Regions from separate parts of the Mus musculus genome. Here region 1 is linked to region 2. Evidence: chromatin loops called from intact Hi-C (ENCODE). Cell type or tissue: left cerebral cortex. All regions are shown on one strand.

What was found. Peaks named below come from ENCODE experiments on the same cell type or tissue, not always from the same donor. Only the 100,000 strongest peaks of a DNase experiment are listed, where the experiment ranks them.
Region 1: a loop joins it to region 2, with 2.5 times the contacts of the local background. A loop is called at or near these places in 3 of 42 quality-filtered maps.

What each region holds. Positions count from the first base shown.
Region 1 is chr10:27,381,748-27,385,747 of GRCm38, reverse strand. The region is part of intron 4 of Lama2 (laminin, alpha 2); the gene reads left to right. Among named protein-coding and RNA genes, the nearest start is that of 4930579H20Rik, 6.1 kb to the left of the region's middle. In left cerebral cortex, a CTCF peak has its summit at 2,720; DNase peaks (open chromatin) are centred at 883, 1,671 and 2,670; H3K27ac peaks cover 2,430 bases.
Region 2 is chr10:27,473,505-27,477,504 of GRCm38, reverse strand. All of the region lies in intron 1 of Lama2 (laminin, alpha 2), which reads left to right. Among named protein-coding and RNA genes, the nearest start is that of 4930579H20Rik, 86 kb to the right of the region's middle. In left cerebral cortex, no CTCF peak of the experiment used is centred here; DNase peaks (open chromatin) are centred at 657 and 1,777; H3K27ac peaks cover 346 bases.

The DNA of each region.
Region 1 (4,000 bases), 92 kb after region 2:
ACTGAATTGTTTACTTCGAGAGTTTAATGAGCTTCCCTGCAGGCTGGAATGTTTTACATGCCCTTAGAGCAGTGGTTCTCAATCTTCTTAATACTGCAACTTTTCGATACAGTTCCTCATGTTGTGGTGACTACCAACTATAAAATTATTTTGGTTGCTATTTCTTAGCTGTAATTTTGTACTGTTATGAATCATACTGTAAACATCTGATAAGTAGGTCATCTGATAGGTAACCCCTGTATATGGGTCAGTCAACCTCAAAGGGGGTTGCTACTCAGACTGACTTAGAGCATCCCTTAGTTTCACCTCTTTTAACATGCCTTCCTACAAGATGAAGGGCTTATCTTAGAGGAAATTGCTAAATAACACTTAGATTAAACAATAAATAAGGTACAGAAAGTACTACACAAAGTTGATAATGTGAAAGTAGAATAAGAGGAGAAAAGTGGTCAAACAAGGGATGAGCAAAAAAGTCAGGGTGGGATGGTGAATCCTAGTTTGCAGACACACAATACCGGAGTCATCAGTAGAGTGAGCCGAAGGAGCATGCTCAGATTTGTAGAGCCATATCCCAAATTGTCTCTAAATATCAGTATCTTTTTATATTGTGATTTAGTCTCTTATGTCTTGCTATTTTAGAGGGATCTTTTTGTATGTCTACAATGGCCGACTCTTAATTAGTTGAGTCTATCAGTGGTCATCACAAAATGCTACATCAAAACAACATATTAATATAAATTTTAATTTGCACGCTTTTGAGGTCCAAACATACTTTCTGAGGAGGCTTTGAATCAGACAACAAGGGCTGAGGGAGACTGGATTTCTCCTTTAGACACACATGCAGGCTTTATTCCAACAGAATGACACAGGATCTGGCTCACTATCTGCACCGCCTGCTCCAAGATTTTAATTTTAAACAAGTGTGCCCACACAGGGACTGAAAACAAAACAGAAAAATGATGCATTAGACTTCCTTTGTGCTATTATGTGGCTTTTGAGGGTATGAATTGTTCTGTGCTAGCGATGTAGGTCACGGAACACTCCCTGTATTCAGGACTTCCTCTAATTTACAGCTTCATATTTTAGAAAACCATATTAATTTCACAGCTGTTTGAGTATGAACATTTTTTAATCTCCCTATAGCTCAAAGTTTTAGTGCTTTAACCCTGTAGAGCTTTCACAAAGTGTCAATTGCTTTGCATACCACTGTTCTCACTTAATAAAATACTTACATAACAAAACTTTCCTCACAAATTTTGTTTATGCTAAAATTAATAAAAATTTGTAAAAACTTGAAATTAATACAAAAGGTAGAATTTGTATTATTCCTGGATAATAACGATTCATTCATCGACTCCAAGAAATAGATAGTTATGGTTACAATTTTCTCAAAATCTAGCTTCTATAAACCAGAAGAGTCTGTATTGATATGATCAGTGTTAGATGGACTACTGAGTATGGAACTTTCCCATGACTTGGTGATCTTCCTTAGTCTACTCTGCCTTAAGCCTGTCCCCTTTCAGGAAATCTGTTCTCAGTCTTCTCCAGTGATGTCTGAGTAGGACACGGGCATAATAATAATTTCACCTCAATACATAAGATTGGAGGGGCAAGCCCTATTATGGGAAACAAGAACCATAAAAAGAATCTGAAGAATCACGGGTGAGGCATAAAAAGGGAATGGAAGTAATACATTGTCTTAGTCACACTTGATGGAAGCACGTCTTATGACAAAATGGGGAACAGATGCATGCAAGAGACTCATCAGCAGTAGCTTTCTGCCACTATAAGTCTTCCAGTTGTATCTACATGACCAGATGTTATTTATTGAAGGGATGCTTATTGAACCAGTGATTTGTTTGATAGTGTAATAGGCTGATAAGTGAGTCAGAATAGAATTAGGAGGTGCCTCAGCTATAATTAGACATAATTGCCTAAAATCCAGTGTTTTTATTCTTTTTCACATTCTTATTGGTAATTTCATTTATTTTCTTTTAAACAGTTATCCAACTTACCAGTTTCCCCTCCACAACACCCCTACCCCCTTTCCCCACCCTGGGCCATTGAACCTCCACAGGACCAAGGACCTCCCCTCCCATTTATGCCAGATAAAGCAATCTTCTGCTATATATCTAGCTGGAGCCATTGGTTTCCCCATGTGTACTCTGTGGTTGGTGGTTTAGTCCCTGGGAATGTTGGGGGGTCTGGTTGGTTGATATTGTTGTTCTTCCTATGAGGTTGCAAACCCCTTCAACTCCTACAGTCCTTGCCCTAACTCCTCCACTGGGGTCCCTGTGTTGTCTGATGTAATGTTTGGCTGTGTGCATCAGCTTCTATATTGGCAGAGCCTCCCAGGAGAGATCTATACCAGACTCCTGTCAGCAAGCTCTTCTTGGCATCAGCAATAGTGCTTCTATTCTTTAAGAAAGAGTAATATCTCTCAAGAAGCATTAGCAGAATTAAGGTGGCATCCATCAGTACACTCTGATCATGCTTTCTGACATCTACTGAGTAACAATAACCAGTACTGTGTCCATGTGTAAGTTCCTACTGAAATTCATAAGGGAGTGGAATAGATGCTTAGTGATTCTATTTTCTTAAGCTCTCTCGAGTTGGGTCACACCCAAATCAAAATTTGGAGCAATGCAAATGTCTGAGGAGAGTGAGAGAGCTTCCTGCTGGTATTTTCCCTCATGGATTGCTCTGGAACTGCTCCCTTTGAATTCCTTCCTGGCTGTGAAGATCACGTGATGACTGCATCCCTGTATAATGTTGGCTTGACAGCACAAAGATTTAGCAATGACATTTGCATTTGATAAAATATAAATGAGAAGCTCTCCAAAGAGACTGAGAAAACCTATTTTGACAAGTCCTTTTGTATCCATGCAAATATTACAGAACTGCATAAAGAAAAACACAATGGCCAATAAAATAGTTTCTCCTTAGGTTATTGTTTTATTACTTTAAAAGTACTGAGAATACAGTATGTAAAGGAAACTTGTATCGATCAGACCTTTCAGAGTTAGAAATCAGAGGAAATGGTGTGGTGGACATTAAGTAATGATTTTACTGCTTTTGAACATTTCTGGCACTTAGTGGTCAGCATCCTTCTCATACATCAAGACCAGTAGGAGTCATATGCTCTTTTATTTAATTATGATGGATTACAGGTTACCTATCAGGGCATGTTTAGATGAAAGTTAATAAAGCACATGTTTAACAGAGGACTTAGAAATAAAGCTTTACTGGATTGCTTTGAGTTGTTGAAACCAAGAAGACCACAAGGCAGACTCCGAAAACCAGAAAAATCTCAGCATCTAGACTTTCAAAAAACTAAAACTCCGAAAGCAGCTGAGACTTTAAGTCTGCCCATGGGCTATCTTAAAATTTAGGATTTCTGTGTGCTCTTTAGTTCTATGGAACATAGAAGCCACTGCCCCATGAAATATATTTTTGTATGGAGAGAAAAATAACAAGAGTCTCATTTTAGCCTATTTCAAAATGATGGACAAAGAATATTTCTTTAACCAGCTGATGATAAATCATGTATACATTTAGACCCAGGATTTTGATTTTCACTAGGTGAATAGAGAAATAAGAAGAAGAGATGATTATGACAAATATCCCCTGCAGATAGCTAGTTTTCTTATTATGTTTCAACTTATTAATGATAATCTATCCAACGGTGAATAATTTGTTTAAATTCCTATGACAGGCAAAGCTTTCATCCAGGAAAGACAAATGCTCCAATTGTAACTCAAAAGAACAAGAGAAAAACAATATCAGTTTTAGGGCAATTGAAACAAAGTATATGTTCAGAATAAAATACCTGGTATGGGATGGTAAAGAAGTGTTGAGAGGAAGCTGAAGCATGGAGTTGTCTACGGTGCAGTAATATGTGGTAAACAGTTCACTAGGCTAACATCTTCCTGCAGTTTGGGAATAGGGTGTGTGTGAAGACATCAGGTCCACACAGTCTTTGGCATGCCATCTTTAAAGT
Region 2 (4,000 bases):
ATAACCAGATTTTCATGTGGGTTTCATCAATAGGGATAAGAAATAAAGGAGCAGACACCAAAGATCATATAATACCACCTCTCCTGAGGGAGTTGTGTTCATCAGAGCATGAGTGAGTCCCATCTGATAGTTTTGCTTGAAGGCTATAACTGCAAGCATGTCCTGATATAGCATGTGGTACATAGAGGTTTTCCAGTCTTCATTTTTGTAATTATTAACAGCAGAAATAAGCATAAAGTTTTTCCATTTATTTTTCTGTATTACAAAGACCTTTCCTGTGCTATTGCCAGCTTGAGTCTCTCAATTTCAGCCTTAGGGAGTTAAAGACCTGCCAATGAGACATATGATTTGAAGGGTTGATTTTGGAGTAGGCAGACAAGAGAAGGTACTGAGTAAGTAAGTGTTCTGCTGATACTGATGAAGTAGAGCTGAAAGGAGCCTGCATGAAGTTGATTCACCTGACTGCTACCTCTTCAATATATACCTGGGTCACTTCTGCTAGAACATTCCAAATAAAAGTCTCAACAAAGATAATTATTTTTTAACATACTGATGTTAAACACCATCTGGATGCTTATTCTGGATTCTCCTACAGGAAGCACATAATCAAACCCAAACAAAACGGTGGATGGATTCCAGTTTTGCCAGGTGGCAGGTAGGGACTTTTGTAGGGACTAGAAATGCAAGCAGAGCAATGTTTGCAAGACAGCAGAATTTTTGGTAAGGGAAGGGAGCAGAGTATGGAGGGGACCTGTTTCTAGGGCAGTTCAGCTTGAGATGAAAATGTGTTTAATGTAGTCACAAAGATATCTTGCTAAATTTGATTTTTTTTAACTTTAAGATGTATGTTATAGTAAGTGCTTTGCCAAGCATAGCATAGTTAAAATTAATTTCACAAAGTATGTTGAGAAACTAGGAGAGATTGATGTACAAAAATGACCCTCTGGAAGCACTGTTTTTAAACTAATATGATTTTCTGGATTTGGATGGCCATGATTGTTATTTTCTCCGGTATGTCTAAATTATAGGCCACAGCAAATTGATAAAATAATTCTGCTTTGATTTAAAACACTGGTGTCCTTTGTACTAATGTCTTCTAAATGTACTAATGTCTTCTAAACTGAACCACGTAAGTGAGAAGCCATTTGTGTTTATAATGCCTACCCAATTGTGGTATCTATTATTTAGAGTTAACACAGATAGCTCTCAGCTGATCAATGGCAGTTCACACGATCATGTTTGGTTTATTTCCCTTTTGATGATGAAAGAAAAAATAGCCTATTTTTCATCTTTGTCTATTAAAAGTAAAAAAAAAAAAAACAACAGACTAAGACTTAACATGACTTTTAAAATTAATTCTGCATGAACTACTTTTGTTTGTTTGTTTCTGATGATTAAAACAAAACAAAACAACACAACAACAACAACAACAACAAAACAAGAATGAAGACCAAAGTAAGACAGAGACCTTTGGAAATGTTCTTTTATTTTGGAAGGCCAGAGTTAAGTCACAGATTTGCAAGCCATGGAAACAGAAGTGGAATACATTGTCTCCTGGCTTCTTTGCTTCTGGCCAAGTAGATTTGACATTATTTTTCTCCTTGCTTGCAAGTGCTGTGTGTCTGGACGGCTATTAGTTCAAATTGAGCTGATTTTTTTTTCAGTTCTATAAAACTCTTCATCTGCATTGTGGATGGAGAGCATTAAGCTACTTCCTGTGGTGCACAGCTGGAAGCCATTCTCTGCAACATTTTGTTTTCTTCCAATTTTGTTTTATACTAGTGTATTCCTACACACCCACGTAGCTAGGATTTCAACAGACAAGTGTCTCTTTTACTTCCTTGACACATCTTAGAACATTTGCAATTGGCAAGTTCTCTTTTAGTCTTTTAAATAGCGAATCACTTGGAAACAGCCCTGTTTACACACATGAATATATTTAAAATGCTCTACAGACCCAGAAACTGAAATGAAAAATTAGAAACATTCAAACAGTCCCACTCTACACACTATTTTTTTTTCTCTTGGAAGGTGATAGGTGCTTGGCAACAACTCAGAGAAGAAATGCTGGATACCCAGACTACTATGAGAAGAAGGGAGGAAATGACAGGAAAGAAGGCAGAGATCTGTCATGTGTTATTAATAATAAACGACTGAACTTTGCAATGAAAATAAATATATTGAAAACAGTTGTTTCAGTGACTCAAGGATTTTTCCCAGGAAGCTACCAAATACCACTGAATATCAACTTGTGTGTATTAATGTGAATATTTCAAGATATATTATGAAAACTGGCCAGACACATTCTTTGAAAAGTCAAGTGCATATATATGCCTACAAATACATACATGTATATGTCCATATAGGTGCTTTTGGCGGTTAATTGGGAAGTACAATATTGTGCTAATCATAAGTAATGAAGACAGTACTCCAAAATATTTATTTAGTTCATTAACCTGGGAACAAAGACAAAATATCTCTGTAAGTATTAATACCACATAGTATTAAATTGTCTTGAATATATACACTAGATATAGTGGACATTTTATAAATGACATTTAAAAAGAAGTTTGTTCATAGTTACACAAAGATAACACAGGTAAAAAATTCAATGGCTGAAAAGTAAAGAAATAAGTTTTTCACTTTAAAATCCAATTGTAAAATAACCTGTGACTATGGATGATCATTATATTATTGTTGTATCTTTTTGAAAATAATTGTGATTGGCAGTTGTGATGGGCAGTTGTGATTGGTGGTTGGTCTTGGACTGCAAATGTTCAGGATACCAAGAAATCAGGCTGTTATGCTATAGGCAACAGGAAACTTACATTTTTGTTTTATTTTGTTTTTTTTTCCTATAAATATCTAAATGAAGCACCTGTTCATATGTACCTCTTCATTTTTTCCATTTGTAATAGAATAGAAAGAAAACATAGAAAGAATAGAAACAAAGAAAATAGATATGGAATAGGCAGGGATGGAGGACAGCAAACCACAATAAAAGTTTTCTTTATTTTTCAATTAGTGAACATGCCATTTTGGTTAAATATCAAAACAATTCTATATTTTATCATAACAAGACTCCAGTAAACGTATGGGCTTTGTGGGTATGAGTCCTCTCCAGAAGGCTTATTCAATGCATGATTTTATTCTCATCCAATATATTTTCATTTCAGTGGTATTAATGTTAAATAGTGTGATTGATATACTCAGTCATGTTATAGACTAGACAACCATTGCACAGGATTAAAACATTATGAGGTTTGTAATAAACTGTGCTAAGCTATGCCAAGAAGAAAAGAAATTCAGTGTAGCAAAATCAGGAAACACATCCTCAGAGTAAGGGAGATTTGAGCTAGGTTACAAGAGTTGAGTAGATGAGCATCTTAAACAGACCTGTAGAAAGAACAAGATGTTGTCCCACAAAGCGGTTTTTAAAGCACTTGGCTATATCTGTAAACAGGAGCATGTCAGCCAACTTGCATCTATGAAGGTATACAGTCTGGTATTAATACATAACCAACCATAAAACTACGGCCACTATGCTGTATGTAGCATAATTCACAAGTACCTTAAAGCAAGAAAGCAACAGGATTTTTTAGAAAGGTCACTTCAGTGACAATGGCAAAGTCACACAGAACAACTAGTTAGTCAGAATGAATGTTACATAAGGATACAATGTACATAAGCTAGCAGAGAAGTGGCCCATGACCCTGCCTGCATGCGGTCAGGAAGTGGTAGCAGAATAGTTCTGACTCCACAGGAAAGGAGCAGAGAAGGACACCGCTCACATAGATGAACAGGGATGAGATGGCAGGGCTTTGGAAATAAAATAAATTTTCAGGCATACGAGACCACTCAGTCAGTTCAAAACTTATTGAACAAATAAAAGGTCCTAAACTTGGATCCCCACCATCTACATCCACGTCTCATAGAGCATGTGCTGAAATCCAAGGGCTGGGAGGAGTTCTCTGGCTAACCAGTAGGGAGAAGTCAGTGA